Regions from separate parts of the Mus musculus genome. Here region 1 is linked to region 2. A link is a loop called in an ENCODE intact Hi-C map of the cell type or tissue named here. Cell type or tissue: heart. All regions are shown on one strand.

Evidence for each region. Peaks named below come from ENCODE experiments on the same cell type or tissue, not always from the same donor. Only the 100,000 strongest peaks of a DNase experiment are listed, where the experiment ranks them.
Region 1: a loop joins it to region 2, with 2.1 times the contacts of the local background. A loop is called at or near these places in 6 of 42 quality-filtered maps.

What each region holds. Positions count from the first base shown.
Region 1 is chr2:128,229,500-128,234,499 of GRCm38, forward strand. No RefSeq gene overlaps it. Among named protein-coding and RNA genes, the nearest start is that of Gm14009, 62 kb to the left of the region's middle. In heart, no CTCF peak of the experiment used is centred here; no DNase peak of the experiment used is centred here; H3K27ac peaks cover 273 bases.
Region 2 is chr2:128,134,745-128,139,744 of GRCm38, forward strand. The region is part of intron 2 of Bcl2l11 (BCL2-like 11 (apoptosis facilitator)); the gene reads left to right. Among named protein-coding and RNA genes, the nearest start is that of Bcl2l11, 11 kb to the left of the region's middle. In heart, a CTCF peak has its summit at 2,368; DNase peaks (open chromatin) are centred at 2,507 and 2,977; H3K27ac peaks cover 3 bases.

The sequences.
Region 1 (5,000 bases), 95 kb after region 2:
CTATCCCTGTGCTAGACTAGCATCACACATTCCAGGCTCCACAAAGCCCACAGAGAGTGTTGCTGAACAGTGTCATCAGGTGTGTGTTCTGCCTCCAAAGCAGACCAGTAGATCTCTTTATCTGATTAATTAAATAATGATGCTGTACACATCTGTGCACACATTTCTGTGTGGACGTGTTTTGAATTCTCTTCGGTATCCCAACAGGAAGGGAATACTGGGTGCCATGGCATGGTGACTCAAATGTGTAACACACAGACACAATGTCTAATGATTTTCCAAAGTAAACTAATTTGACATTCCTCCTAGCAGTGTGCTAAGAGATATTATTTCTATACGTCTTCACCGACACTTGCTATTATTGTCTGTCTTTTTATTTTAATCATCCTTGTGGGCGTGAGGCAGCATTTCGCTTGTGGTTTTGATGAGCATTTATCTGATGAGTAAGAATGTGGTATTGGCTATTTGAATATCTGCTGTAGAGGAACTTCTATCTGGGTGTCTCATTCATTTTTGAAGTTTCAGAGTTATTAAGTTGTAATACTTTTTAAAAATATTCTAGATAGCTGGTCTGTGAGTATTTTTCTATGTACAGATTACACAGAATTGGTGCATAATTCTTTTTATTCCTGGATTCCACGATTCCTGCACCTCCCCTTTCTCCCCTCCCCCAGGATAATACTTGCCTCCTAGAATGACTAAGAAAGTGTTCCCACGTAAGCTACATTTTGAAAGAGTGTCTTAAGGGTTTGTGTTAATTATTCTTTTAAAACCTTTGTATAATTTGCCACTGAAATCATCTAGTTTGGGGTTTTTCCTGTGGTAATTTTTTTTTAGGGGGAAAAGAAGGGTTAAGGCTGGGTCTTGTATAACCCAGGCTCACCTCAAGTTCACCAGGCTGTGGCTGACCTTGAACTCCTGATCCTCCTGCCTCAGCCTTCACATTGCTCAGACCTCAGGTATAGAATTCTGTGCCCTGCTTGGAATTGTTGGTTGATAAAAGTTCTAATTTAATCTCTTCACTTTTTGTTGCACACCCGTATTTTCCGGAGTTAGTTTTGTTAGTCTAAGTCTTTCTCGAAACAATTCCACTTCCTCCATGCTACCGGCATGTTAGCGGAGACGAGGTTATAGTATTTCTTCATGGTTATTTCTTTTTGAAAGCCTGAGATTGTTCTTGCTTCCATCGTTTCAGTAAAGAGATTGCTCTTTTTCTCCCTAGTTAGTGCAGCCAAGTAAGCTACATTTTGAAAGCTTTGTGTTCTTGTCTGGCTTTCAGGTTTTTTTTTCCTATCCTCTTTTATTCGTTTCTACTCTGATCTTTATCATTTTTTTCTTCTGCTTGCTTTAGTTAGATTTTTTTCTCTTTTTCTTTTCCAGTTCCTTAGGATGGAAGATGAATTATTGATTTTTAAGCTCCTTTTGTTGTTGTTGTTGTTTTAATGTCCATGTTCATGAACATTGATATGCAAGCAATGCTTTTGCTATGTCTTGTAGTTCCGTCTTGTGGTCCTTTCATTTATCATAAACCATGCTCAAACTTTCCTGCATGATCTCTCAGAGTGCTTTTACATTTCAGTTCTGGGAAAGTCTCTGTTTACTTTCTATGTGATTTCTTCACTCACACCACTGTGGCTGATGACATCAGTCCTTTCGATCTCTGGGGACCATTTTCATGGCCTCACATATGCCTATCCTGGAGCCTCTTGTGCAAAGATGACTTTGGTGTGCAGTGGAACTTTCTTATGGGTGTCCGCTAGGTCATTTGGTTGAGAGTGTTGTCTACACGTTGTCTAAGTATTCCATTTCACCAATGTTCTGCATGCAATCTGTTCTGTTGTCAAACATTGGGATGTTACAGGGTCCAGTTATTGCTTTTGGATGATGATTTCTGTTTCTGGTGACTTTCACCTTAGTGTTTTGGGGCTCTGTGTGAGGTGTACAGTTTCACAGCTGGTTTGGCTTCTTCATGGACTGACCCACGGTGATTCTCGTTCTGAATTGTTCTCTTTTTTGTCTCTGATAACACTTTTGTCTAACAGTAGTGTAGCCACCTTCCTCTTTTTGTTTTTGTTTTCATGGTAGACCTGAAATTTTCTACTTTACTTTCAACCTAATTGCACCCTTTGTGGCTGCTATCATAGTTTTCGTACATTCTTTCTTTTTAACTCTTTTCATTGAAAATTTAAGACATTTAAGTTTACTGTAACTATTCACAGGGTAGAATTTACATCTGCTATTTTGACATTTCTTTTTATACATCTTAAGCTTTTTGTCCTTCTATTCCCCCTTGTTGCATGTTTTGTATTAAATAGTCATTTTTAATATTCCATTTTGAATGCTTAGCATATATTGTGCTAATTTTCAAATTATTATCTTAGCAGTTTCCTTGAAGAATTTCAATTAATATCTGTGGCAGTTAGTATTAGATGTCAACTGGCCAAATTAAAGGATATCTGCATATCCGGCCAGGCACTATTCTGAATGTGTGTGAGACTGTCCACAGAGAAGACTGGCATTGCATCAGTGAACTGTGTCAAAGTCACCTTCAGTTCGTGGGAATGTACACTATCCAACACTATCCAACTAGCAGAGGAACCATATGGAACTGAAGGTATCTCTCTTTCTCTGTCCTCTGGAACTCAGGCCTTTGGACGCTGGGACTTGTACTAGGTGCCTCTCCCACTTCCTGGCACTTAGCCTTGGGTGAGTGGTGTGCCCTCAGCTTCCACATTTCTGAAGCCTTCAGATTTGGAGTTGTGCGTTGCCCCACCACTTCTCCAAACAAGCTGACTGAGAGACTTCTCAGCCTCTCCAACCTCTCAGCCCAGCTCTTCTGATAAAGCCCCCACTGAATTCCTACTTGAGTCAATTTAGAGGCCATCTAATAATTAGATGGAGGTTTTCTTAAGGTTCTAGAACAAATGAACTGCTGAGTTGCTTCTGAGATCTGGGGCATGTGAGGAGCTCTGGGGTCTTTTTTGAGCATGCACACTGCTCTGTTGATACCCAGGGCTTTTCTTCCTTGTGCTCACAGATTTCTATATTCCCCAGACGATACATGCCGGAGTTCTCAGGGCTTCGTGGCCTTTAGATCCTGCCTGCTAGCCTTTAGATTAAGCATATGCTTAGTTTATTATTGCTCCAACTGTCATCCTCTGCCTCCACCATCTATGACGTCCAACAATTCCCACTGAGTGTTTTTAACAAATGCCCTACAGGAAACAGCTTTTAGCCCCGAGGAAATTTTGTTAGATTAAATAAAGACAGGCTTGCAAGTGGTGCTTTCGGAGAGCCGTCAGGCCTAGTTTCTCCTAGGGACTTTTGACTTTGCAAGGCTCAGACAGAACCAGAGAGAGAGAGAGAGAGAGAGAGAGAGAGAGAGAGAGAGAGAGAGAGAGAGAGAGAGAGAGAGAGAGAGCAACAAAGCAAGTTGTGTGCTAGAAAGCTCACTACTTTTAGTGAAATCCTGTCATTCTATCTAAATTGTTGCTGGCTGGCTGGAAGCCTTTGGCCAATCTCTGGAGTTCTCGAAAGGTTGAAACTAGTTGTCTTAGTTATCTTTCTCATCATTTTGTAGAAAAAAGGTTTTTCATGATCTCTACCACACCATTTTTGCAAATGCCGCTGAGTTTCCTCCTCTTTTCCAACATGCCATATATAAAACTAAAAGGACACCAGGAAGGAACACATCAAAACCCTCTCAACAAGATGGTCCCTGCAAACAGGTAGGTTTAACTAGCCAGTCAAATGCCACCACCACCCTGCCCCGCCCCGCCTTCCTTGGCCACTTCCACCATGCATTTGCTGTAACCTCCTACATTCATGACCGCTCACCAAACCCTGCAAGTTGTTAGTTATCAAATCTAAACAAGTTGTAAATTGCTCTAAGGATCTAATATGGGGGAATTCAGCAGACACTCAAAAAGCTTATGAATGGGCGCTCTTTAGAGGGACTGGCTCCTGGCCCTGAGAAGTCGTGGAATTTTCCGCTGTAGTGTTGCTGCCTCAGGAGTGGGGATGGGATACAGCGGGGGCACTGTGTGCTGAGGAGGACTTCGGGTTCACCTTTAACTCCCTGCTCACATGTCACAATTACTCTGTTTCTTTGATGCACACATGCTTTGCCGATCTACAAAGCACGGCTCCAGGGCAGCCTCAGGGCTCATCTCCCACTCTCCTCCTGAAGGTCTCCTTCCCGCCCCTGCCATCGGTCCCTTCTTTGAGAAAAATCTAGCCTGCCAGAAGACTTGCATTGATAAATTATTAACTGATTCCGCTGCACATCAACTTTAACCGATTCATGTGGTCTCTAACTCCTGGAAGTATTTTTATAGAACTAAATCAAAGCTTCGAAAGTGACCAAGGTGACCAGGCCTCTTATCTTATCTCCAAAGGAAGAAACATAGCAGTTGTGTGCCAGATACTTAGAGTTAAAGACACATTTTCTGCTGGTGTTGCCTTTTGTTTTCTGTTTTGTTTGAGGCATGTGTGTGCATGTGTCTGTGTGTGCTCCTGTTTGTGTGTGCATGTACATGTGTGTGTGTGGTGCATTTACTTTGTTTTATTTTTGAGCCTGTGTAGCTCAGATGACCTTAAACGTGCTGCAAAGCACAAATTGGCCAAACACTGGCCAACTTCCTGTCTTAGCCTCCCAAGTGCTAGGCTATCAGGTGTGCATTGCCTATGCCTAGTCATACTGACATTTCAAATATAGCATTCCAAGCACATGTCGGCTTCCGCATAACACATCTCTCTATCTGTATCACAACTGCATTTATCCTGCACTGCATTATCTTGAAACAAATTTCAGTTTTTGGATAGTTAAAATAAAGGACTGTTTCCTAATAACTCAGTTAATGAATAATTGGAACATCAGAAGTTGTGCAGAACAGAAGTCTATATTTGAGAAACTTGACCTATTTATACATCTCGAAATATTGTCACAATTAAAAAAATAAACACCAAAAAATAAATAAATAAACACCAGGCTAGATGTG
Region 2 (5,000 bases):
CACTTCTCCTTGCCTCCCAGGAAGTGTCCCAGCTGGTCATAGGCATGGCTGATATGCAGTGTTCTCTACTGACCGACATCTGTGGAAAAGACCAGCCCTTCTGGAACCCACTCACAGGGAGCAGTGTGGTCGTGGGAATGTCACGCTGGGTAATTCAGAAGCCCTCTGGTTCCAGAGTAAACAAGCAAAAAGGGAAAATATTTTCTAGAAACTCGCTTGAATAGGGTGGGAAGGGAAGTGTGAACCTGCTGCAGGCCTGCTGATGGACCTGAACATCACCCTGAGGGGAACCTTGGCTTTTCTGGCAAATCTTTGGACCGTGGAGGGACATCTGGAAACCCTACCCACACCGGCTCTGCCTGCCTTGGGGCTGAGCCTAGGCCACCTGCTGGAGACGGACCATTTGTGGCAGAAATTTGACTAGAGTTCAGAAATGTGTATTTTGAAAAGAACAGTCTCGAGACAGAAGCGGAGAAGCACTTTCCCCTGCGGGTCAGTGTTCTGGAACAGCTTTTCAAAGCAAGGGGTATGCTTTTTATCACTGGAAGGCCCACTGTCTGAATCGTCAAGACTTTAAAAAATGCCTCCCTTCCCCTGTATCTTTCCAGGTGAGGAGCTATCCTTAGCTTCGAGTTGCTATAGGAAGTTTCCAGCCCTTACAGATGAGGCTTTCCCGTGCTGGGCAAACCCAGCATTCACAGCATAAAACAGCATCTACTTAATGGCAAGCTGAACTTAGGTCTCTAAGAGGCCAGGCCTCTTTGTCCCCGAGTGTTACTTAGGATGAGTCTTAAGTCCCTGGTGTCTGTGGGAAGCCCTGACTTCACTTTGCTTTCTCTAACTCTGACCAGAGCCCCTTGTTTCTTCGGAGAGCTGTGGTCTGTCCCCTGATTGATGTTGATGATAAAGGGATGCGGGCTCCTCCTGTTGTTGCCCTGGCCTTTCCTTTTGCCAACCAGACAAGAGAGGGTGGCACTGATGACTTGTCTCCCCTTAGAACCCATGTCCTTCTGGCTCGTGTGTGTGTGTGTGTGTGTGTGTGTGTGTGTGTGTGTGTGTGTGTGTGTGATTGGGGCTCACAGTTGATGCCACAGCCATTTAGAGGCACGACTCTAACTGTGTGTGGTGTGGGCATGAAGTGTCTGTTTTGTTTTCTGCCTTTTCCTAATGTTAAAGCTAGGGAGTGTGTTGTCTAATGACGAAACCTTGCCTTACGGTCATTGGCGCTGCTGCCTGGCCCTCTGCACAGTACAGTCTACTATGTATGCTTGGGCTTAGCTCTGCATCTTTAGGAATGAAAGTGGGTTTGAAGCTGAAACTGAAAAATAATAAAAACCGTTTCAGCTCAGGATGAGTGTACATGTTAAGTTGAAACAGGTTGAACACTAACAGTTTTCAGCTGTCAGCTGTCTTGAGACCCCACCCCTCACCGATCAATAGATTATACTTTCAGGTATGGAGTGTAGTTTCCCCGTTCTTACTCCTAAAAGATCTAAATATAAGCAATTTAAGAATAAGTGAGAAATTTGAGAGTTTTTAAAGATTTTTTTTTTGCCTGTAATTGTGTGTGTGTGTGTGTGTGTGTGTGTGTGTGTGTGTGTGTGTGTGTGAAGAGAGCATTGGAGCCCCAGAAATGGCAGGTGCAGACAGCTATGAGCTGCCTGATGTGGGCTCTGGGAACTCAACCTAGGCTTCTTCTGTAAATAAGAGAAGCAAGTGTTTTTAACCATTGTGCTGTCTTAAAGGGGAAAGGATCTGTTTGACCTTTGGGAATGCTTGTATATGAAGAATACAGGCTGTACAGGCCGTGTTAGATGTTACTATTCTATAGCATAACTGTGCTAGAGAAAATGCAAGGGAGTTTCTTGGGGCTCAGTGGGATAACACTTGTCATCAAGTCCAAGGCCCTGGATTTGCTCCCCAGCCCTACAAATAGTGGGGTTCGTTTCTTGTTGATTTCTTTTGTATCCTTGAGAAATTTCTTAGCACAAAATAGTGACAATGAGGTTAGGAGGAATATGATGTTAAGGGTCTATGAGAATACAAACCTTGGTTTTACTTAAACTCGTGTGTGGATTCGAAGCAGCTCAGTGACTTAAGAGGAAGATGGACTGTTTAGGAAGAGCCCGTGCTGTCCTGTGTGATGTGTCCCGTAGCAGTCCCCTCGCACTTTCTCAGCTGAAAGTCTGGCCTAGACAATGCAAGGGCTAAGGGTTAGCTTTGTGTCCACACTCTTCCCGTGCTGATCCTGTGATGAAATCTAGTGGTAGAAAGTTTTAGCCTGTGACCCCGCCTCCATGGAGTCTTGGTCTTTCCACTATGATAGTCCCATTATCAGGAAAGGTAACTGGAGCTCTTACCTGACTCAGGAGGGTGTGGAGGCCACTCTAGTGGTCGGAGCACAGGAGAGCAACGCTCCACTGTTCCATTACACCGGGGATTTTTTTTTTCAGAATGTCCTCGAACTGTCTTGCTTGGGTCATGAGTCTTGTGCAACAGAGCTGCCAGCAGCTGTGTCTGCCCTGCCTTTGTGGGCGAGTGGAGAGACATGTCAGGAGCTTGCGCAGATGAGTGGACTGTCACCATAAACTCACAGAGATGACAGCCGTTTTCCATGTCTTCCTGCACCTGCAGTCGCCATAGCCAGTATTTGTAATCAGAACAAACCTATTAATCGTGGTTATAAATTTCACTCTTAACTTTGATCTTTATTTCATTCTGGTGTCTTCCCAACTGAGAAGTCACCTGTATGGAGGCGGGGCATGGAGCACAGTTATGTTATATTTGTACACTTTGGACTGTTTCTCTGCAGCCTCCCTCAGACTAGTGTCACAAAGTTGGCCCGTCAGGTCAGCGGTGAAGGAACTTGGCTCTCGCCTCCTCTCTGACTAATTTTATACTCCCTCTGTCACCACAAGAATTGGCAAGCTTTCTTTGACAGCAGCGTTTAGTTTAGTTCTTCCTACGTCGTTGTTGTCGTGGTCGTCATCGTCGTTGTCGTTGTTTGTTGGTACAGGACTGGCTGGCATTGGCCTGTGTTGTGTCTCTTCGCGGAAAGGTGTCACCTTCAGCCTGGATGTGTCTAATAATATGCTTCTGGGGTTGTCTGGGGGAAGAGTCTCAAAGCCCAGCTGAGACAGACATTTAAACCATTAACTGTCCAAGCACAGTGATTGTCTTTGCAGTTATGCAAAGCAGTGTCTGGAATTAAGGTAGAAGGCTTATTCTTTTCTTCCCACAAGATGGGTATAAAGGAAGCAGCTGCCTGTGTTAAGTGGGAAGTTTTCGTTGTCTGTCCTCACAGCGAGTTAGCCGCGACGACCGTACATCTGTGTTGAATTACTGCTTCAGTTTGTATATGGCTATTATAAATGCTAAGTTAGTAACTAAGGCCTTCATTAGAAGAAAAAACAAAAAAAGGGGGGAAAAAAAGCCCAGGGGTGACTTGTAGATGCTGGTTGACCCTTGTTGTCATCCGGTGTCTTGGTCTCTGTTGTCACTGGGATAAAAACATGATTGGAACCGTACATGAATTTAGGGGGAAATTATTGTTGCTTGTTTTCTGCCACTGGTTTTAAGTTACATACAGGAAGCCATAGTTAACTCTGAAAACCCAGGAGTCTTTATTTTATAGTGTGAATTCTTAGCTTCCCTCACCCTCGGCCCAATATGATTTTTGTCTAGAAGCAATTTATAGGTTACTGTAACTTGGGGCTTTTGCATCCTTTGTTTCTGGAGTCTTTAAGTGTGTTGATGTATAGGGGGGTTGCATGTTTGTCTTGGGGTTAGACTTTTCATACATAGCTCAGGTTTGCCTCAAACACACCCTATAGTCCAGGCTTTCCTAGTGTTTGGGGTTGTCTGTGTGAGCTACCAGCAAGGATCTCAACCCCAGGCCTCACTCATGCCAAGTGGGTAGGTGTCCTCCTGCTGAGCTGTGTCTTCAGTCCAGGCCGTACTTGTGGTCCAGGGGTGGAACCGAGGGTTTTAGGCTCACTCGATTAGGAGTGTCCCCCTATGCTACAGCTGCAGCCCTAGTGTTTAAAGGATCCCTATGTGGTTCTTTTGATTAATGAAGTAAATCATGACATGCGCTGTCTGGCTAGAACAGGATATTGGTTTCAGGTTTTTGTACTAAATCAAGTACAAAATCAACCCTATTTATTGTATTGAGTTTTGACGTTATTTTTGCTTATTCAAGTAAGATGCAGTCAGATGCCTGTAACCTTCTGAACATAAACAATGACTGTGGGCAGAGATGGAGCTGTTCAAAGACTTAGTGGCACAGGACTGAAGAGATGGAGGCACAGGAGCACCCAGGGTCCTGACATAACTGGCGAGTGTGAAGTGCTGCCATGTGCTGTTCAGAGCAGTGACGTCAGCACGGCGTGATTGGAGGCACCGTCTGTTATGGTGGTACTATTCCCCGAGGCATGTTAATGAGAGGAGCTGGCTTAGGATCAGGTTTGGGAAGTGTGGCAGCTTTGTTTATTAAAAAGAAAGGTACTATGCTGGCGAGATGAGTCCAGTGGTTAAAAGCACTGGCTGCTCTTGCAGAGGACTAGGGGTTCAGTTCCCAGTGCCCATGTGGTGACTCACCCCCTACCTCGCTCCAGTTCCAGAAGGTTCAATGCCCATTTTTCTCTACCACATGCTTATGGTACAAACAGACATTCCTTACATATGCACCTGTATATGCAAAATAAAAATAAGTAAAATCCAAAATAATAATAACAAAAAGAGTTGGGGGTTGAGAGGTCCCGGTACACCTTGAGAACAGGACATCTGACCCTGGAAGTGAGCAAAAAAGCCAAGAAACCAGGTAGTCTGTCACCAACAGGCTCCCAGCCATGCTTCCCCTGTGCTTCTGGGACTGAGATGTCCCTGGATGTGGGCCCTGCAGCTCAGGCTCCGGACATAACCTCCTGTGTCTAATGTCTTTTAGTGTGAGTTTGGGGGACAGCTCAGATGGAAGCCGTAATGAGAGACCTTCTGATGTA